Linked DNA regions of Homo sapiens: region 2 is linked to region 1. Evidence: chromatin loops called from intact Hi-C (ENCODE). Cell type or tissue: CD4-positive, alpha-beta T cell. All regions are shown on one strand. Links, peaks and the distances in the headings refer to the core of each region. The heading gives the core; the rest is flanking DNA. Region 1 overlaps TOP2B (DNA topoisomerase II beta). Region 2 overlaps LRRC3B (leucine rich repeat containing 3B).

Region 1 (11,686 bases), core at 1,578-9,577:
GCACTATAGCTGACAATATAAATATTTTTGCATTCATTAACCACTGCTTCAAGGAAATTTGAACACAATCATAGAAGAAATATGCTCCTGACAAACACTTGCAATAAACTTAAAACAGTAAAATTATAATATGGAGGCAAGAGTAAAGGTATAAAATGCAACACAGTTTTAATCTCTTATCTCTTCACCAAATACCAACAGAAGAAGTTCTGAGACCCATACAACTGCACTAAGAAACCTCAAGTTGCACTGATGAGGTGGGAGAGCAAGAGAATTTCTAGAGTGTCCTTGGTTAAAATATTTCCAAAGTACAAGCATTCCCTAGCAGTCAACTAGGCATTCACATAATTTAATTAATCATGTGATTTGGAGAGGACAGAGATCATTTACAGCAATGGTTATTACACTTGGCTGCCCAACAGAAATATCTGATTTGTTGGTGAAAAACATATTTACATATCCCACCAACTCAACGAATCTGCAAAATCAGTCCCTGTCATCTCCATATTCAAGATGACTCCAGGTAACTGTGATGCTAGCATATCCCAGATGACTACACATAGAGGAGTACAGACCAACTATGGGATTACAAATATAACACATTGATTTCATAGATGAAGAAAATGAAACAAAGATGAAACAGAGATATGAAAACATTACAGATCATGGTATAAATTTTCTGAAGATCATTTATATTCAGAAGGATAAAAGCCAGAGATACACCTTTCAAATTTATACTGGTTAAGTCTGGCTTTATATATAAAAGGACACTATGATGATATTAATAGAAACATGCATTAAATCCTAAGCAAGTACTCACCCAAAATTTCATCAAAGATCTTGTATAAACCTGGCACAAAGGTAACCTCCCTGCAATTCATTCCTACATCTTCATCATACACCCACATGAACTGCATTGAAAAATTCAAAAAAAATTTTACTCAATAAATCCTTAATATCAATTTTTCATAGTATAATCCACATCCTGTCATTTACACTATATGAATACTTAGATCTGCAAAGTAGAAAAACATATACAACTTCAGTAATAGTCAACTTCACTATTCATATTAAATTAACCTCAAAATTGAGAAATTGTTCATTTTGTATCAAGTTTGTATTATTATAAAGTCAGTTTTAATGTAAGACATCAATAATTATTAGAAACAGTATTAAATAGTTGAAAAAATAAAAACATTACTTTTCATAAATAATGGAAAATTAATGCTTTTTTTTTTTTTTATAATACAGGGAGCAGAGTAAAATAATACGAACAAAGCAAGACTTTGGAGTCAGAGAGATCTACTTTGAATCCCAGTTCTTACTAGTTGAGAGATATGAACAAGTTACTTAAATTTATGTAAGCTTCCCTTTCTTCATCTATAGAGATAACAGTACCTACTTCCCAAAATGGTTAGGATCAAATGAGATAATATATGTAAGCCAAGTTCCTAGTAAGCAGTAAACAATAGTCAGTGTATATGTACAAATTCTGCAAGGTACTACCATTAACATTAATGACAATATGAACTTAAAGACTTACAAGCCTGGGCGCAGTGGCTCACGCCTGTAATCCTAGCACTCTGGGGGGCCAAGGTGGATGGATCACCTGAGGTCAGGAGTTCAAGACCAGCCTGGCCAACATGGCAAAACACTGTCTCTACTAACAACACAAAAATTAGCCAGGCGTGGTGGCGCATGCCTGTAATCCCAGCTACTTGGAAGGCTGAGGCAGGAGAATCGTTTGAACCCAGGAGGCAGAGGTTGCACCGAGCCAAGATCACACTACTACACTCCAGCCTGGGCGACAGAGCGAGACACGGGGTGGGGGGGCATCAGGGGGTGATGGGAGATGGCGGGTGGGGAAGACTTACATAAAAAGTTCGTATGGCACCATTTTACTCTATACTTCATTTTTCTGATTTTTGTTTTTTGTTTTGAGATGGAGTCTCGCCCTGTCGCCCAGGCTGGAGTGCAGTGGCGTGATCTCGGCTCACTGCAAGCTCCGCCTCCCAGGTTCACTGTCATTCTCCTGTCTCAGGCTCCTGAGTAGCTGGGACTACAGGCGCCCGCCACCACACCCAGAAAATTTTTTTTTTTGTATTTTTTTGTATTTTTATTAGAGACAGAGTTTCACCATGTTAGCCAGGATGGTTTCGATCTCCTGACCTTGTGATCCACCCGCCTCGGCCTCCCAAAGTGCTGGGATTACAGGTGTGAGCCACTGCGCTCAGCCTCTTCTGACGGTTTTTAATCCCCAAAAAGAAGTAAATACATTTCTACTTCTAGATCTTTCACCCTACTTTGACTATGACAGATGAAATTACAAATTTCCAAAGCAAGTAATTACAATAATTTTATCAACATATTAAAAAGTAAATATAGATGCACATCTCCTAATTTCAATCAATTTTAGCAATAATTACCTGCGTCAATGGCTCCACTGACCCAATATATGTATCAGGACGAAGAAGAATGTGTTCAAGTTGTGTCTTCTTCTGATACACTCTCTCAACAGACAACTTCTTTGAAGAATCATTTTTGTTGGCAGTTTCTGACTCTTCTTTTTTTGCAGCATTGTTCTGATCAAAAAGAGTCTAAAATTAACCAAAAAATCAAATTTAAATAACCTACCAAGGGGTAGACAATGAGTATGGACACACGACATGGGTTTTCTTTTTTAATGGCAAAATTATCTTTCAGACTGATTTTTTAAATCTAAAGAAAACACAGGTCTATTTACTGACCGTCTGGCTCTTATTATACAACATGAACCTGTAGTTTTGACTGAGCCCAAAACGTGGGTATAGTCACCAGAATCACTAGAGCAGTCTCCAGCAATCCAAAAATACAAACATTTCCCAATTCTGTAAGATATCAAGTTTGTTTGTTTGTTTTGTTTTTGAGACAGAGTCTTGCTCTGTCACCCAGGCTAGAGTGCAATGGTGTGATCTTGGCTCACTGCAGCCTCCACCTCCCAGTTTCAAGTGATTCTCCTGCCTCAGCCTCCTGAGTAGCTGGGACTACAGGTGCGCACCACTATGCCCAGGTAATTTTTTTTTTTTTTTTGTATTTTTAGTAGAGACAAGGTTTCACCATGTTGGCCAGGCTGGTCTCGAACTTCTGACCTCAGGTGATCAGCCTGCCTTGGCCTCCCAAAGTGCTAGCATTACAGGTGTGAGCCACCACACCTGGACTCAAGTTAATTTTTGTGGTCCTCAAAACCTCCCAAGAAATTTGAGTTCTGGTGAAGTTACAGAATCACAATGACTGAACCTGGCTAGGTGCAGGAGCCCCAAAAGCTTCCAGATGTAAGCTTCCCACCATTAAGCTACTGAAGACTACAGTATAAACAAAAATGACCTACACAAAATATTAACCTATGTAGTTAATAAACACTGATATGACTGAAATGGCTTATAAAATCCTCAAATTTCACACATTTGTAGATCATGCCAATAATTCCTCACATATCAGCTCTGGGTGTCCCAATACTGATCCCAGTTTCTCTACCAGTTTCAAGGAGGCACAGGTTGGTGATCTTAATTCTAAACATTCCTACAGCAGATGAGGATGTCAAATCAAATTTCCAAGGTCTACAAATTTCCTTGTCTTCTTAAGAGCAGCAGAGAATATACTTCTCTCCTTCTGGGATTCCTTAATGCTGACAAATATGACATCCCACTAAAAAGATATTGTGATGGCCTATCTTTTCAGAATCAAAAAATAACTCAAAAGACACAATGAGAATTAAAATATCTTCAGAGGCCTTCAAATTTTAGTAGAAATTAAAGAAACAGAATACAGATAATAGGAGATACAGAGATTTTGTGCATTTAAACAAGCAGTATGCAATTTCAATTCCGCTTTAAAGTTTTTATTTTTAAAAACTGTATCATTAAGTATGTTTAAAAATCAAAATACATGACCTCTGAAAAGTCTAAACGAAGATAAGAATTTAATATATCCTCAGGAAACTCAAACGTTAATTATAATTTCACAATGCAGTAAGTTTTATATACAATTAAAGATTTAATAATATTTCAAAATAAAAGTATTAAAAATAACTCATTTTACTAGATTTTAAACTATATTCTTATACATTCCTACATTTATAAGTTTTTCCATTAACACTGCTCAAAGACAATTAAAAGTAGCTTTGGATAAAAGAAAATAATTCTGTTTCACAAAGTTTTCACATTCACATTCCACTTCTGCAAAAGTTAGACGATGAACTAGCCGGCCAGAAAGATGAACTTTATTTTTAAAATACCAGATAGTCTTCAAATTTCTAATCGTATTCTTTGCTTTTTATGAAGAAATAGTTGATTGATAAAAACAAATTTACATTTAAGGGCCAGGCGCAGTGACGTTAATTTATAGAAACGATTCTAACAATAAAATCATAATTTATTTTTTAATGAAGCCTCAAAATAGTTAGAACAAAGATCATAATCATTAAAATCACACTCTAAGAAAGTACTCAAAGAAGATAGATGCTATGGAATCGAAAGTAGGTAACATTTTACCATTAACTTAGAACTGCTATTCTAAGTCTGCAATTATTGACATAAAGGTTGAAGACACATGATAACCATACAAATAAAAGCTTTCGTATTCCAGGCTACTCTTCTAAAACCAACCCCATCACAAAGAAAATATTTTCAAGATTAGACTCAACCAGAGGCTCATGTCTATCTAATTTGTATGAACTAAACTGAACTAAAGGGCACACAGGGATAAAAAAAAAAAAACAGGAGTAAAACCTTACCTCATGCTTTCTTCAAGAATTTACAACTTTTTCCACACTTCCTTACTTATAATCACCACCTCTTCCTCCCTGCACCTCTTCCCAAATGGATATATTACAAAAAAAAGTTTGAAAGCTTGAACCCACCAAATTCCTATCAAGTTCAAAGACTTACCATTCTTGCTAAGATAATGTCTAAAAAAAACAGGTAACATTTGAGTGTGGTCAGCCAGATGGCAAAACAAGAAACCCCAGGCCTTTCTTTCCCCATGAAGACAAGGATTCAACAATAACAAACAATCCAACTGCCTTTGTGATAAGTTCCAGCACCCCAGGTGAGCATAAAATAGCATCAAAGCTCATGTCCTCCCTCCTATCTGCCCCAGCAAGGCAAGATTGAGAAAAACAAACAAGACAACAACAACTTCCACCTTCTCCCTGGGGAGGAGCAGAAAAGGAATATACCTCCAATGGAACAGCTGAGGGCAGTGCTACCCTAGAAACTTCTTGACTGAATCTAAGTACTGACATTGAACAGGGTGCCAGGTTGAGGGCCATTGAAAACAAAAGCAAAGTGCTTTGGTTTAGCATCAGACCCTGCAGTATCAGAAACAGACACAAGGTGGAGCTCCAGTACTGTAGTTTACTACAGCACGAGACGCCACAAGTAAAGCAGACAAAGACACACCAGAGGGAGCAGACAGATGGACAGAGGCAAACCTCTTCAATTAAGAAATTACAAACCCAAAGAGGATGCATCCCCATAAAAGATTTGTGAGGTCTCAGGATTCTCTAGCTAGACTAACTGGATGAAGAAAGTCTTCCCAGTATGAAACCAGACCGCAAAGACCAGAGAGTTAGCTAAGCCTTCAAATGCCAAAGCCCTAACAGAAAATAACAATACAAAGAAACAGGGAAATACAGCCGATTCAATGTAAAAAACTAAATTGCAGCCAGGCGCAGTGGCTCACACCTGTAATCCCAGCACTTTGGGAGGCTGAGGCAGGCAGATCCCTTGAGCCCAGAGCTCAAAACCAGTCTGTGCAACATGGCCAAATCTTATCTCTAGCAAAACAAAACAAAAAAAAATTAGCCAGGTGTGGTAGTGCACACTTGTAGTCCCAGCTACTTGGGAGGCTGAGACGGGAGGATTGCCTGAGCCCAGAAGGTCGAGGCTGCAGTGAGCCATCTGCACACAACTGTACTCCAGCCTGGGTGACAGAGCAAGAGCCTGTCTCAAAAAAATAATAAATAAATCACCACAAATTGAGCCTAAAGAAATGGAAATATATTGTCATACAAAGAATTCAAATTAACTGCCATAAGGATGCTTAATGAAATAAATGAGTACAGATGAACAAACAAAAACTCGGTGTAACAATGCATAAACAAAAGGAAAAAATCAACAAAGATAAAAACTATGATGAAGTAGCAAACATTATTTCTGGAACTGAAGCATACAGTAAATGAATTGAAAATACACTAGAGGGATGTAACAGTAGACTTGAGCAGGCAGAATTTTTTTAAATCAGCAAATTTGAAGACAGGACTTTCAAAATTGCCAAGGGAAAGGAGCAAAAAGGCAAAGGAATGAATAAACATAAAAAGAGCTTAAAGAACTTATGGGCCACTATCTATCAGAACAACATATACATTATGTAAGCCTCAAAGGAGAAGAAAGGGAGAAATGGAGAAAGAGCCTATTTGAAGAAATAATAGCTGAAAACTTTCCAAATCTGAGGACATAAATGCATATACAAATTAAAGAAGCTCAAAGAACTCCAAGGATAAATCTAAAGAAAACTACACCAAGACACATCATAATTATACTGTCAAAAGTCATAGACAAAGAGAGAATCTTAAAAGCAGCAACAGAAAAGTGAATCATCAATTACAAAGGAGCTTCTGTTAGATTACTAGCCAATTTCTCAGCAGAAACCTTGCAAGATAGAAGGGATTGGAAGAATATATCTGAAGTACTGAAAGAAAAAAAAAAAAAACACTGCCAACCAAGAACATTGTATCCAGCAAAAGTGCCCTTCAAAAATGAAGTAGAAATTAATACTTTCTTAGATAAACAAACACTGGGACAGTTCATCACCACTAGGTTTGCCCAACAAGAAATGATAAAGGGAGTCCCTTAAAGCAAAAGGATAAAAAATAGCAACACAGTAACACAAAAATACATAACTCCCTGGTAAAGTCCAAGGAGACTCCAAAAAGTTCTTGGAAAAATGGAATCAAAAGATAAAAATAAAAAATATAAATTTTATTTCTCAACAAAAGCTCCATAAAGGTCAAGACACTTTTATAAGTGATGATATCAGCCATTTAGCTCAACTCTGAAGAACCAAGGGTCTTGGGAATTTAACCATGCCAATGCAGTCTTTTTACATTATCAACTGAAAAAATTAGGTGCCTTTTAAAGATTTAAGATTAGTAAACAAAAAAAGTCAGAAGGAGCAAAATCAGGATTATAAGATGGATGCCTAATTATTTATCATCAAAACTCTCATAAAATTGCTCTTGTTTGATGAAAGGAATGAGCAGGAGTACTGTCATGATGGAGAAAGACTCTGGTGAAGCTTTCCTGGGGATTTTTCTGCTAAAACTTTACCTAACTTTCTCAAAACACTCTTATAATAAGCAGATGTTATCGTTCTTTGGCCCTTCATAAAGTCAACAAGCAAAATGCCTTGAGCATCCTAAAAAACTGTTGCCAAGACCTTTGCTCTTGACCTGTCTGCTTTCGCTTTGATTGGACCACTTCCACCTCTTAGTAGCCATTGCTTTGATTGTGCTTTGTCTTCAGGATTATGCTGGTAAAGCCCTGTTTCATTTCCTGCTACAATTATTTGAAGAAATGTGTCAGTATCTTGATCCCATTTGTTTAAAATTTCCATTAAAAGCTTTGCTCTTGTCTGCAGCTGATCTAGGCACAATGGTTTTGGCACTCATTGAATGGAAAGTCTGTGAATCTTTAATTTTTCATATAGAATTGTGGAAGCTGAACCGACTGAGACATCTATGGTGTTAGCTATTGTTTCTGCTATTAATCATTGGTCCTCTTAAATAAGGGCATGAACATGATTAATCTTTTCCTGACAAATTGATGTAATGGTCTGCTGCTGCAGGCTTCATCTTTAACATCATCTCATCTCTTCTTAAAAGAAGTTATCCATTTGTAAACTGCTCATTTATTTGAGGCATTGGCCCTGTAAACATATTGTAAATCAATGATTTCACCATTCTTTCACCTAAGCTTCTTCATAAACTTGATGTTTGTTCTTGCTTCAATTTTAGCATAATTCATATTGCTCTGACAGGGGCTCTTTTCCAAATGATGTCTTATCCTTCTTAGTACCGCAAACTAGATTTTGTTCAGACACGTTATAACAAGTTAGTACAAGTTTATTTTGATACCAAAAAATTTTGAAATCCATGCATAGTTTTCTCATAATACACATTTTCCATGAACTTTTTGAAGACTATTTGTATACAGACAAATATGGCATCTTCTAGTATTGTAATACAGTAATACAGATCACTTAAATATAGTATAGAATTTTTTAAAGCATAAAAAATAATTCTAAATCTGTGTTAAAATATACACAATATAAAAAGAGGTAAAGTATCATCAAAAACAAAGCAGGGGAGGGCAGAGGTGAAAAAAGGAAGAGTTTTCATATGGCATTGAAGTTACTAATTTAAAATTTATTTTTATCACCTGAAGATATGTTATGTAATGGCAAGGTAAAGTCAAGGAAAATATCTGTAGAATATACACAAAGAGAAATTAGAAGAAAATCAAAACATGTCACTAAAAAAAAAAAAAATCAATGAAACACAAAAGAAGGCAGCAAGGGAAGAAAGATGGACAAAAAAGCTATAAGACATATAAAAAAATAATCAAAATGGCAATAGTGAGTCCATGTCAATAATTACTTTAAATATAAATTGGGCCAGGAGCGGTGGCTCACATCTGTAATTCCAGCACTTTGGGAGACCAAGGTGGGCAGATCACTTGAGGTCAGGAGTTAAGAGACCAGCATGGCCAATATGGTAAAACGCCATCTCTACTAAAAATACAAAAATTAGCCAGGCATGGTGGCAGCCACCTGTAATCCCAGCTACTCGGGAGGCTGAGGCAGAAGAATCACTTGAACCTGAGGCAGAGGTTGCAGTGAGCCAAGATTGTGCCACTGTACTTCAGCCTGGACAACAGAGGGAGATTGTGTCTCAAAAAAAAAAAAAAAGATTAAGTGCCCAAATAAAAGACATAGATTGGCCAATGGAATAAAAAAATAAGATCCAACTACAGGTTGTTTACAAGACATCTGCTTCAGATCCAAAGATGCACAAAGGCTACAAATAAAAGGATGGAAAAAGATATTCCAGAAAACTGGAATCTGAAGAGAGTGGCCGTACTTACATCAGACAACATAGAGTTTAAGATAAAAACTGTCACAAGAGACAGAGTAGGACATTATATGATAAAAGGGTCAATTCACCAGTAAGATATGCATCTAACATTACAGTTCCCAAATTTATGAGCAAACACTGACAGAAGTGAAGGGAGAGAGAGACCAACACAATAATAGTAGGAGACTTCACTAGCCCACTTTCAGTTATGGATAGAACAACCACACAGAAGATCAATAAAGACACAAAGAACTTGAACAACACTATAGACCAATTGGACCTAACAGACATACTCAGAACACTCCAATCAACAACAGGAGAATACACATTCTTTTCAATTGCACTTGGAACATTCTCCAACAAAGACCACATGTTACGTGACAAAACAAGTCTTAACAAACTTAAGAAGACTATAATCATATAAGGTATATTTTCCATCAAAAATGGAATTAAACTAGAAATCAATAGTAGAAGGAAAACAGTAAAATCCACAAATAAGTGGAAGTTAAACAACTCACTCTCATATAACCAATGGGTGAGAGATGAAATCACAAGCGAATTTAGAAAATATCAGGAGACAAATGAAAACCAAAACACAATAGAGCAATATTTATGTAATGCAGCTAAAACAGTATTACACCTAACATTAACAATCAGTAAAGATCTCGAATTAACAACCTAACTTTAGACCCTTTCAAAGAACTAGGAAAAGAGAAACTAAACCAAATTAATGAAGGGAAATAAAGATTAAAACAAAGATAAATAAAATAGAGAATAGAAAAACAATGAGGAAAAAAAATCAATGAAACCAAGAGTTTGTTTTTTGAAAAAATTAACAAAACTGACAAATCGTTAGCTAGATTACATAAGAAAAAAAAGAGATAATCAAATAACTAAAATTAGAAACGAAAGGGGACATTATAATTGATGTCACAGAAATAAAGATTATAAAAGACTTACATGACCACACATATGGCAACAGATTAGATAACCTAGAAGAAATGAATACATTCCAAACATATAATCTACCAAGACTGAATCATGAATAAAAAATCTCAACAGCCCTATAACAAATAAGAAGATGAAACAGTAATCAAAAACTTCCCAACAAAGAAAAGCCCAGTACCAGATGGCTTCACTTGAAAATTCTACCAAATAATCAAAGAAGAATTAACTCTTCAAACTCTTACCAAAAAATGAGGGGCAGGGAACACTTCCAGAATCATTCTATGAAGCCAGCATTTCTCTGATACAAAAACTAGAAGACAGAACAAGAGGACTACAGAACAATACCCGTGATAAAGACTGATGCAAAAAATCCCCCCAAAAATACTGGCAAACTCAATTCAATAGCACTTTTTTTTTTTAAGAGAGGGTCTCATTTTGTTGCCCACACTGGAGTGCAGTGGCATGACAATGGCTCACTGCAGCCTCAACCTCCCAGGCTCAAGTGATCCTCCCACCTCAGCACACCCACCCTCCTCCTTAATACCCCACAACCCCTGCCCCAAGTAGCTAGTACTACAACTGTGTGCCTCCACACCTGGCTAATTTTAAAATTTCTTCTAGAGACAAGGTTTTACCATATTGTCCAGGATGGTCTTAAACTCCTGGCCGCAAGCGATTCTCCTGCATTGGCCTCCCAAAGTGCTGGGATTACAGGCAGGAGCCACCATGCCTGACCCAACAGCACATTAAAAGGATTACACACAATAAGCAAATGGGATTTATACTTGAAATGCAAGGATGTTTCCAAATATGAAAACAAATCATTGTACTACACTATATTAACAAAATGAAGGGCAAAAAACACATTATCATCTCAATTGATGTGCAAAAAGCATTTGACAAAATTCAACACACTTTCCTGATAAAAACACATAACAAACTAGAAATAGAAAGAAAACACCTCAATATAATAAAAGCAATACACACAAAGCCAACAGCTAACAGCACATATACTGGTGAAAGACTAAAAACTTTTCCTCTAAGATCAGGAGGAACAAGGCAAGGATGCCCAATATTATCAATATTCAAGATAGTATTAGAAGTCCTAGTCAGAGCAATTAAGACAAGAAAAGGAAATAAAAGGCATAGAAATTGGAAAAGAAGTAGAATTATGCTCACAAATGGCATAATCTTATAGTAGATAACCCAAAAGATTCCACAGAAAAACTATTACAACTAATAAATGATTTCAGCAAGTTGCAGGATACAAAAATTGGTTATGTTTTCATGCAGTAACCATGACCAATCAAAAAAGGAAATTATGAAAACAATCCCATTTACTATAGCATCAAAAAGGATAAACTACCACAGAGTAAACTTAACCAAAGAGGTGAGAATAATGTCAAAATACAAAACATTGTTAAAAGAAATGAAAAAAAGATACCAATAAATGGAAGGGCATTCCATTCTCATGGATTTAAAAGCTTAAAATATTGTTAAAATGTCCAAACTATCCAAAGTGATCTACAGATTCAATGCCATTCCTACCAAAATCCCAATGGTATT
Region 2 (11,686 bases), core at 2,438-10,437, 1.1 Mb after region 1:
ACTGGTTTTTTTCTTCTGGAAATGGTATTTGATGGTTGCCACCCAATCCCAGAATTAACTGCTGATGCGCAGTAACCTGGATGGCAAGAAAATATGAGCGAAATATGAGTCTGGATAAAGTAATTCTCCTTTGGGGTGCAGTGCATACTTAAACACCACATCTAGAAATATTACGGCTTCTGCTTGACCCAGACGTAGTTAAAGGGAATGAGTAGATGGGGACAGGGTAGTCCAGTGAGTCGAGATTTGCAGAGGGGGAGTTAGGAGGGAGGAAAGATGCTGTTTAACTTGGTCCGTCCCTTTAATGGGTCTTATTCCCTATCAGAAAGACAGGCAGTATTGCTGTTGCTGTTTTTGCCATTACCAGTGTGACCCCAGGCCCTTCTTTATGTTCTAACCACTCATTCTGAAGTTAGTAGGAAGGCACTCTTCTTGCCCAGCAGCATAGCTTGTTTACTGCTTTGGGTTTGTGTGTAGTTGTGATTCAATCAAAGCAGGAGGGAGTTTTAGGCTTTCAAGCTAAGGGAGTTTTAGGCTTCCAAGCTTTTTAGCCCTGTATTCTGCTGGATGATAACCAATGTCAGAAGAATATCCACCTCTTTTTCTCTGAGGCACATGTCCTCATACCTTCCTTTTCCAACAGCCACTGTTGACCTAGCTAGTAATATAAAGCAATGTCAAACTGATAATCCCTTTGGAAACTATAGAACCAGTATCATAGAGTGGAGAGCAGCTCTTCCATCCTCCCTGGTGAAGATGACCTTGACTTGATACCTTTGGCTTTGCTGTCTACATCCTGGACATCTAAGTCTTTTTGCACTGCTAAAGCAATAGAAATTTATTTCTTACAGTTCTGGAGCCTGCAAAGCTCAACATCAAGGTGCCAGAAGATTTGGTTTCTGGTGAGATCCTGTTTCTTGGCTTATTGATGGCTCTCTTCTCTCTGTTTCTTCACATGGCAGAAGGGATGAGAGAATTCTCTGGGGCCTCTTTTATAAGGGCACGAACTCCATTCATGATGGCTCTGCTTTCATGACCTAATCACTTCTCAAAGGCCCCACCTCCAAATATCCTCACACTGGGGATTAGATTTAGATATAGATATCAGAATATGTGAAGGACCCACATATTCAAACCACAGCAGCATCCCAGGGCTCAGCTCTCTACATCCTGCATCTTTTGTCACTTTATTCTGGCTGGGGGTGATGGCTCTAGAGGCTGAGTCACAGTAGCTCAGCAATATAGCCAAATCCCAGAAAATTTTATTCTCTTTTTATCAAACATAATAGAAAATGAAACAGTTCAAGTCCAACTCCTCTGAAAGCAAGGCGTGCTCTGTATTTGTACTCCTAACAAGCATTACATCCAGTTCACAAGCATTACATCCAGTTCACAGGTAGACCATTTGGGATATGACGGATTCCATCTCAAGAAAGACTGCAATCTGAGTAGAGAACTCAACCTGTGTCCTAAACATTTCTTATATGTGACCATGACCATTGGACTGATCATTCTGGAGAAACCCTGATTATGGAGAAACCCTGATTAAGTATAAAGAAGCCTGCTGAGGAAGAGTTCCATTCTTCTTTCCATCTCCTAGGAGCCTGAACATATATGACTTTTCCAAAGTCCACTATGTTGCCATATAAGACCAGTAGACATTTGATGAGCCAATGTTTATGTTTAAAATATTTATAAAAATAATTGCCATGGAGAAGGAAAAGCGTACCTAGACTCTTCAATATTTTGTTGCTTTATTCATATAACATATTTATTTAGTCCTCACTATATGCGAAGCACTATGCTGGGTGTTGGGAATGTATCCGAGAATAATAATAGTAACTAAAACTATGGCTAAAAAGCATCGAACTTTTACTACCAATTTCGTACTGTGCTAAGCGCAGTGGCTCATACCTGTAATCCTAGCACTTTGGGAGGCGAGGCAGGTAGATCACTTAAGGTCAGGAGTTCAAGACCAGCCTGGCCAACATGGTGAAACCCTGTCTCTACTAAAAATACAGAAAAAAAAAAAAAAAAATAGCTGGGCGTGGTGGTGTGTGCCTATAGTTCCAGATACTCGGGAGGCTGGGGTGGGAGAATTGCTGGAACCTGGCAGGCGGAGATTTGCAGTGAGCCGAGATCACACCACTGCTCTCCAGCCTGGGCAACAGAGCAAGATTCCATCTCAAAAAATAAAAATAAAATAATAAATAAATAAAGCTGATATACAAACTCAGTGTACTTTTTATTTTTTTAATTGCTTACTATTGTCTCTGCAAGAGGCAGAAACAAGCCTCTGCTGTCATGGAGCTTGTACTCTGAATAGAGAACACTTCTTTTCTATGCCAAACTCCTTTAATGAATCCCAAGAGAAATATGAAGTGTCCTCCAGAAAAGGCTTCTCATCTTTCAGCATGTTTTAGGCTGGTTGCATATACTCAATGGATGGAAATCACTTGGCTGATGTGGACTCCCTTTATTTTCTTCAATTACATTAATTAATTTCTTCCATCTCCTGTGTTTTTCTCATGCCCTTTTCCTAGAATTCGTTGCCTTGTCCTTCTACTCCTCTGTCTCCTCTCTTCCCTTCCACACCTGTTTTTTTTTTTCTTTCCCATCTAGATTCCTAGAGTCCCCAAGTACCATGCAATACAGTTTTGAAGGGAAACATGAAAAGGAGGACACTTTCATTGCCAATGAAATGATCTGTTGATGGAGGGCTTAGTAAGCTTAGGGTCTCTCTTTAGCATTCTCTGGTATTTAAGGGACTCGACTCAGTTTTCCAAAAGCACGTCTGCTCCATTCTGCTGTTGCTAATCTCATTTTTTCCATGATTAACAATCCAGATCATTATGTTTTCAGCTCACATTAATCTTCTCTTCTGTGAGTTTGGTAACATTTGGAGTCATTTCCCTTTGTATTTATCCATCTGGGATCTTCATAAAAGACAAGTTTTCAGAAAGTCATTAGTTGCTCATGCAGAAAGTTGTTTGTTGTCCACTGCTGTAAGAGGACTGAATGCTCTTCTTGTTTCTTAGATCCTGGGAGGGAATCTTCTAAGTCAGGCATGGGTTCCCTACAAAATGCAGAGGGACCCCTCACTTGAGCTCCATGGGGTCCTCAACTTGGAACAGTATTCATAGCATAAAAGATAGGGCTGCAACATAACAGCATCAGAAATCACAATAAGCAATACTTGCTGGATACTTATAGAGTAGATGAGACTGGAAGAGAGTGTGTGGATAGTGGAAAGAGTTTTGATATTAATGAGTCAGAACAAAGACTTTGGCTTGAGTCCTGTCTCTACACCTCAATCTGTTTGACCTTGGGTAAGTAACCTCATCTCTCTGGGATCCACTTGTCTCCTTTGTGAACTGGTCCCAAAGATGTGTGCTTTCTTCTCTATATTAAAGGGTAATTTTGAGAGTTAACTTATATTCTTATCTCTGCTGTCGAGTAAGTTTCATAACTTTGTTCATCACTTAATTTTGCAATTTCTGTAGCCCCTGCCAACACTAACAGTATATGTATGCAACATGCAACATATGGAGAGTGAAGTCTATTGGGGAAGTCTTCAAAGACAGTATTTCTTAATTCTCTTGTTATATAAAAAAGTCATGGAGGTGTGTGCCATATTTAAGCATTTATTGGGAAGGGGATATGGTCCTTAGAAAAGAGAGAGAAGATCCTCTGGAAATTCAGTTAAAAGCATCCTCCCAGGTATAATGTACTTTAAAGAGGTCACAAGGAAGGCAACTATCCTGGAGGTTCTTGGTTGTCAGCCTCTAGCAATATTTTGTTGGAATGCATTTATTATTTTCTTAATTCAAGTAAGATGTTTCTTTAGAGACAATATTCCAAATTGGGCATCCATTCAAAAGCCATGACAGATATCCCTGTCTATAGTCATTAACCATGAAATATTGGTATTATTTCTCATTGCTGCCCAAGTGCAGGACTAAATTACATTAATGCATCTGTTATCTCAGAAAGGGTGAGAGACATAATTAAATTTTATTTCTGTAGAATTCGAAGGGGTCCAGGATGTGGAGAGCAGCAGAGAAATAGGGAGTATTTGTTCTCATTCTATCCAACTGAAAACCAGGCAACAGAACTCAGAAATATCTTCATATGTTCACAGTTCTCTCCCCCAGCACCTGGGATTTGAACAGGAGACTCCCATTTCGCAGATAACTCCCAGTGGCATTGATGGAAATTACCTGCATAACTAACCCCCCTGCTCAAGCAGAATGCCAGACACCTGAGAACACCTTTCATTACAATGTACCTCCCTTTGCAAAGGAACTAATTGCATCTGTTTCTCTTTCCTTTAGGTGCCCAAGCAAGGAAAGAAATAATGAAGAGACACATGTGTTAGCTGCAGCCTTTTGAAACACGCAAGAAGGAAATCAATAGTGTGGACAGGGCTGGAACCTTTACCACGCTTGTTGGAGTAGATGAGGAATGGGCTCGTGATTATGCTGACATTCCAGCATGAATCTGGTAGACCTGTGGTTAACCCGTTCCCTCTCCATGTGTCTCCTCCTACAAAGTTTTGTTCTTATGATACTGTGCTTTCATTCTGCCAGTATGTGTCCCAAGGGCTGTCTTTGTTCTTCCTCTGGGGGTTTAAATGTCACCTGTAGCAATGCAAATCTCAAGGAAATACCTAGAGATCTTCCTCCTGAAACAGTCTTACTGTATCTGGACTCCAATCAGATCACATCTATTCCCAATGAAATTTTTAAGGACCTCCATCAACTGAGAGTTCTCAACCTGTCCAAAAATGGCATTGAGTTTATCGATGAGCATGCCTTCAAAGGAGTAGCTGAAACCTTGCAGACTCTGGACTTGTCCGACAATCGGATTCAAAGTGTGCACAAAAATGCCTTCAATAACCTGAAGGCCAGGGCCAGAATTGCCAACAACCCCTGGCACTGCGACTGTACTCTACAGCAAGTTCTGAGGAGCATGGCGTCCAATCATGAGACAGCCCACAACGTGATCTGTAAAACGTCCGTGTTGGATGAACATGCTGGCAGACCATTCCTCAATGCTGCCAACGACGCTGACCTTTGTAACCTCCCTAAAAAAACTACCGATTATGCCATGCTGGTCACCATGTTTGGCTGGTTCACTATGGTGATCTCATATGTGGTATATTATGTGAGGCAAAATCAGGAGGATGCCCGGAGACACCTCGAATACTTGAAATCCCTGCCAAGCAGGCAGAAGAAAGCAGATGAACCTGATGATATTAGCACTGTGGTATAGTGTCCAAACTGACTGTCATTGAGAAAGAAAGAAAGTAGTTTGCGATTGCAGTAGAAATAAGTGGTTTACTTCTCCCATCCATTGTAAACATTTGAAACTTTGTATTTCAGTTTCTTTTGAATTATGCCACTGCTGAACTTTTAACAAACACTACAACATAAATAATTTGAGTTTAGGTGATCCACCCCTTAATTGTACCCCCGATGGTATATTTCTGAGTAAGCTACTATCTGAACATTAGTTAGATCCATCTCACTATTTAATAATGAAATTTATTTTTTTAATTTAAAAGCAAATAAAAGCTTAACTTTGAACCATGGAAAACAGAGTGACTTATTGGTCAAGAAAACAGTATAGTCATTCTACTTGCTCTAAAGAAAAACAGACAACCTTTATGAACTCAAAGAACTATCACAATGAAAAAATGTGTTATTAAGCCCTACTGTACACTGGGGAGCCGTAGCTGAATTACTGGCCGAGTTAAGTGTCTGTCAGACTCTAAAATACTGAGCTTTACTAGGTGGTTATACACAAGTGTGGCATCCTTCAGAGGCTTAAGTCAGGATGCCTTTTGGCATTTACTCTTCAAAAATAGATATAATTAGCTATTGAATCCAAATACTTACTTATTGTACCTTTGCTCTATGCTGGACAAAATGGAAAAGAAAAAGACAGCACATAGCCTGTACTCAAGATTACTTTCTGGTGGACTGAGGTGTGTGTGACAAATACAGAAATGGTTATGCTAGGGAGGAAGGTCCTCGTAATCATGTAGCATCAACAGGGTGCAAGCACTGTGAGAGGCATTTTTATGCTATTATTGTGTCCTGTAAACTCTCACAACAAGAGAAGAAAGTGACAGCTGCTCTATTTACATAGGAAAAAACTTCAAGTAAGAGAGCTTCATTGAGTTGCCAGGTAGAAAGTATTAGAACTTCTTAAATTTGAATCAGATCTTTCTGTCTCCAAAGAAAGGTCTTCACATTATGTTCCTACTGAGTTGGTTTATAGTTATAATTTTCTGTTAAAAAAAGCACCTAGGTTAAGTACACAGTTCTGAGTTTTAAAATATATATACTCCTGGCATCTGTCATACAATCAAGATATTGTGTCCTTGTCATTGGCCAGAGATAGATAGGAGAAAGCACATTTGGTTCTTAAGAGTAGGGAATTGTGTGGAAGTTATTGGTTTTAAGGTACCATTACAGATAATCTTTAAAACTTGGGTGGGATCTCATAAGGTGATGATGTAGACAAGGAAGATAGAAGAAGCAGAGGGATACCATATAGGGAGGTGTTTGGGATGAAGGAGTCCATGCAAAGAAGTGAGAAACAAGGCTGGAACTATATAGTAGAGATCTCAGTTCCAGACTAAGGAATAATAGAACTGATGGCATTTATGGAACACTTACTATGCACCAAGTACTTTCTTTGGAGTATCTTAATGAGTCCTTACAAACTCCCCTATGAGACAGTCTTTTGTGAATGAGAATCAGAGACACAGGAGTTAAGTAATTAATACAGAGTTTGTAAGCATAGCAGGCATTGAAACCCAGTCTGTCAACTCCAGAACCTATGAACATTTTATCCACTGTGCTGCCTTATGGTCATCAACTTTACTACCTAAAGTTGCTGATTCCTCAGACCTAGAGTTTTGCAGCCTCCTACATGATGGTTTTATTTTTCAAATAGCACAAAAATAGCCCTTTGTGAGATTTATGTAGGTAAGAGGGAACCTCTGCCCTTTTGAGACACTTAGCCTTCTCCAACCCAAGTTAGGGTATCTTTGGGCCTAATATTTCTGCTCTCGGAAAGCCCTAGAGGTCCTAGGCAGCAATAGTCTCTTTAAATGTTTATTTATTGCAAGGGACAATCAGGGTCAGCTAATCCAGGACCTGTGGCGAGGCATGCAGAGCACTGTGGCCAGGCTCTGCTCATGGTACACACACCCCAGGGCCATGGGCTTTTCACCCCAACCCCACCAAACTTGCTAAAAGTGTTAGATCTAGTCTAGAAGCCTGAGGTAACTCCTAGATGTAAAATTCAGGATATAGGCCCAAGAATTCCTGCATCCCAGCAAGAAGGAAGCCAGACTGTCTGCTTTTACGAACTGAATTGAGAATTCACCTTTCCAGTGAGACTGAAGCTTTGCTGAAGATTTATCGCCCCCTGGAGGACAATAGTATAATATATCTCTTCAGGTACTCTAGAAAAGATGCCCAACTGAACTGAAATACACATTTTTTTCCTAAAGAATAGGAAAATCAAGCCTTTGCTAAGACAACCCTTTAAAAAGGTAAATTAATTGTATTTATTTGAGTGTATGAATGAGTCACGTTCATTTTAGAAAAGCTTTCACAAATAAGATAATCCATTCCAGGCTGCTTCTTCCAAAATAATCTTTGTCTTCACTAATGGGAGCTTATTTTCCCAATGGTCAATTGTATTATTCAAGTAAAAGTACTTGTAAAGCAAAAATCTCTGAAAAGTTTTGTAAGCATAGTTATATCCTTGTTCAGATGCAGGAAAGTTAAATTTCCACATATTCACTTTGAAATTCTCCATATACATAGAGCTGAGAGGTGTGTCATAGGTTAATAATTCTCCTGCCTGAATTCTATGTGTAGATTTTTAGTTAACAGCACCTTAAGCGCTTTTTTTTTTTTTTTTTTAAAAAGAGCCTTTAAGTTCGGTTGCCATGAATCATGTATAAGCCATTGGAGGAGAAAATTAATTCTTTTGTTTGTTTCTTTATTTTAAAATAAATACCAGGCTATGGCACCCGTTTGTGATCAGAATTGAGAAGAAGCACTCTTCCTGCCAGCTTGTGGGAATGCTGTGTCCCCCAAGGCCAACAGTATATGCTGCCAATGAGTGAAAAGAACTAAGACTCAAGTCTGCACAGAAAAAGGCCCAACATGCATGCTTCAGTTTTGATCCCAGCTTGGCCCTTAATTTTCCAAACCCTTGCAGATGGAGAGCTACCTATTTTGGGACTGTAAGGTTTTTGAAATTAACTGTCAACTCATTATCCAAGGCACATACTATCTTACCTCTATCTTACCTTCTAAATATTTTAAATAACGCTTTTCTCAGCCTTCTCTTTTGGCATCTCTTTCTTAACCCCAACCTTTTAAATTCAGAAATACCTAGGAATTTTACTCTAATTTTTGACAATGTGCTTATCTTTGAAGCAAGGAAAATCGGAAAACATGCCAACCCAACTGGAACATTTTTAACAAAGTAATGAAAAGTTATGTAATGGAAGATTTAGCTTTCAAGAACACTTTGGCAAATTGTAATGCAATGATATACAAAATCTGCCAGGTACGCATTGTTCTTTTTTACGTCCTTCTCTGATTCTTCACAATAACTCTTGTCCTGACATCAACAAACATAAGGCAGTCTCAGATGTGGGTAGGTTTTTCTTATTGGCTTAATACTTTCAATTCATATAGTAAGTTCTCTCATCTATCTGGCAGAGGCAGGAAGTGGAAAATTCTGCTTAATTAAATGTTTTTGTTACTACAGCTAGGTGAATTCCTAGATTGTTAGGGCTGGGAGAGTCTTAGGGATGAGCTTACCTACTTATTTTACAGGTGTTGAAATTGAAACCCTTGCAGGCCTACAGATTAGCATCCATGTCCTCACGTTCCCCAACCAGTATCCCTTAAAGTACACTAATTTCCTCTCTTGATAAATTGTTTCCCAATCAACAACAAAAAAAAATAGCATAACAATATACACCATGAAAATGTCACTGACCATCAGCAAGTTTCCTTGAGGATTCAAAAGGCATGTAAGGCTCCCACATTGTCACAGTCATAGTAAAGAAAATTTATGATTCCAAAAACCCTCTTGTTCTTTCAAGATAGGATGAGGAGATCAGTTTGCCTTTTAAAATAGACCCCAGATAACATGCTCCATGTTGAGCATGACCTGGCTTCCCAGTGGAGAGATGGAGAAAATAATCCTGGTGCAAGTTGCTGGAGAGGGAGAGTTGATTAGCATTTGTTTCCTTGAGTAACAACATAAACCACAAGTGATCGAGTGCATCCCTGCTTGGCAGGAGGAGAATGACTGTTCATAAATGATGCCCTTCTCCATTTCCAGAGCTCTTGTCAGCTTGGCTTCCCAAAGTGGTATCACTCATCTGTCAAGTTGATTGGGTCTGACCCAGACAAAGCAAACCAGAGGCAATCTCAATTACGACACATTTGTAAATGTCCTGTCCAACTCATTCCAAAGTCCAAATAGGTGAATCAGAATTCGCAAAAAAAAAAAAAAAAAAAAAAAAAGGAAGATCTGCATTCCTCATCCCACATTTGCCCACACTCATGATATGGATGGTCCCAAATGTGCCAAATGACTTAGTGGGCTACATACCCTCAGCCAGGGGCACTCCTCAAGGTCCAAGACTTTTTCATCCAACTCAGGGAAATTATGCTGTAGAGGCCACAAGGTGAACATAGAGTCTCATGGTTTCATTGGTGGATGACAGTAAAAAGGAAAGCCACTAGTTTTATGGCTATAATCTCTTCAATAGGAAAAGAACCAGAAGCTAGTGAGGATCACTTAAGAACCATGTGTGTGAGTGTGTGTGTCTGCATGCACATTGGGGTAACATGGAATTGGGTTCTGAAAACATCAGGAAAACAGATGCTGGAAACATTGAAAACAAAGTGTACCTGCCAAATTTGGCCTAGGGATGGCCTAAGTTTCAGGTTTCTGGGGAAATTACTAGATATATTTTTAAGGCTGTCTCCAAGTTGAGTGCAAACATTTACACTTCTCACTCACTAGTGGCAACTGAGTTGATCAATTTCATAAGTTGTATTTCTTCTTTGGCTGGAAAATGTTCTTCATTTTGCTCACCATTTACAAAAAAGAATCGATGTATTTTTTCTTCTTTCCCTGTAGATGTCCAGGCATCCAAATGGCAGGAGTTCTCTGGATCTGACCTCAAAAGCTAGGCCTGAAATGAATACATTGTGGGTCTCTCTGGGGTTGGAACCAAAACCTCATTTTTTTTTTTGTTTTATTCTTTTTATTTTCTTACAAAGAAGAGTTTGTAAAACAAAAGGCAATCTGAAATCTGGCTGTTGGTCCAAGAATTAACAAGCAATCTGTTGTGCTAATGACATCGACTGTTGAATAGATTTCCAAAGAAAATGACCCATGGGGAGTAGGATGAGGTTAATTCACAGAAAGCCGGCTTCCTTGGGATTGTCTGCATTTCTTCTGAAGGAAAATGTCTGAAAGATGCTGGTCTTCCCTCAAAGTCTTTCATTCCCACAGACAGCCCTGCCAGTTCCTGGGCTCCCACAGGAGCCAACTGCTGTGAGAAGAGGTGAATGAGATACGAGAAAGGAAGAAGAAAATCTCGGAAAAGTGTTGCCTGGAGTAAGTCTTTAGGAGGACAAACAGGACTGACTTAAACTGATATTTTCAGCACTTCACCATTAACAAGACTTTTTATATTCACATGAACTGAGGAATCCTGTGCATAAGCCACAGATAAAGAATGTCTTATCAAATAATTCCACCTTTCCCTAACAATGGTTATCATTTATTTGGCATAGTGCAAGATTCTGTTTCCATCTTTCCTAGTTCTCACAACATTTATTATCAAGTAGATATTATTTTTCTCATTTTACAGATGAGGAAACTAAAACTTAGAAAGCATCCTGCAAGAGCAGAGCCAGTTAGCTATCTGCAAAGCCCTTTGCTCCACCAATGTCACATTGCCTAGTCCTTTCGTTTTATGAAGTCTCATCTTAAGACATGATAAGTGGAGGAGGATAGGGAAAGACATTTTTCTTAATTTGCACAAGAGGGAAGTGAGGTTCTAAAGAACAAAGCAAGTCTTAGCTCACTCAGCTAGTCAGCAGAGCTTGGTGTTTGGGGACCACTATGGTTTATCCCTTTTTTATACCCATCCCTTTAGGCCCAGCTCTGAAATCCCACATACACCTAAAGTAAACTAGGCTCCTGGATGGGGCAGATGTACATATAGTTTTCAATCATGGGAATGATGACTTTTATTTCAAGGTTGCTCATGGGATGGTGGGGATGTTGAGGAGGGTGGTGTCACTGGCAGCCACATGTGCCTTCAGTCCTACCATCTGCATGTACACCAGCCAAATTCCAACTGGCACCTCCTGCCTCCACTTGCCTGAGGGTTTTCTGTGGCCACCATGGCACATTTTGCCACTTACATAGCAGGTTTGGAATGCTGGCGAGTTGCACCTTTCAGGTGCAATCCTCAACCGATGACTACTAAGAACTTGGTGTATAAACACCCAGACCCCTCACTCTTGGAAGCATACATTCTACCCCATGTTGCAGAGTTTCCCCAGCAGAATGAAGCTCAACTCATACATCAAAATAATGGGCTTTGTGAGGGATGAAT

What was found. Hi-C counts contacts between places; a loop is a spot of excess contacts. Peaks named below come from ENCODE experiments on the same cell type or tissue, not always from the same donor. Only the 100,000 strongest peaks of a DNase experiment are listed, where the experiment ranks them.
Region 2: it touches region 1 in a loop (6-fold over the local background); 44 of 110 quality-filtered maps call a loop at or near these places.

Annotation. Positions count from the first base shown.
Region 1 is chr3:25,642,874-25,654,559 of GRCh38, forward strand. TOP2B (DNA topoisomerase II beta) reads right to left here. Exons shown (of 36, transcript NM_001330700.2): 2 at 2,427-2,597; 3 at 821-911. Among named protein-coding and RNA genes, the nearest start is that of TOP2B, 16 kb to the right of the region's middle. In CD4-positive, alpha-beta T cell, for the core only: CTCF peaks have their summits at 5,360 (motif pointing right) and 5,560; a DNase peak (open chromatin) is centred at 5,368.
Region 2 is chr3:26,705,179-26,716,864 of GRCh38, forward strand. It overlaps LRRC3B (leucine rich repeat containing 3B), which reads left to right. Exons shown (of 2, transcript NM_052953.4): 2 at 4,335-5,598. The coding sequence starts at 4,495. The coding sequence ends at 5,274. Among named protein-coding and RNA genes, the nearest start is that of LRRC3B, 88 kb to the left of the region's middle. In CD4-positive, alpha-beta T cell, for the core only: no CTCF peak of the experiment used is centred there; a DNase peak (open chromatin) is centred at 7,423.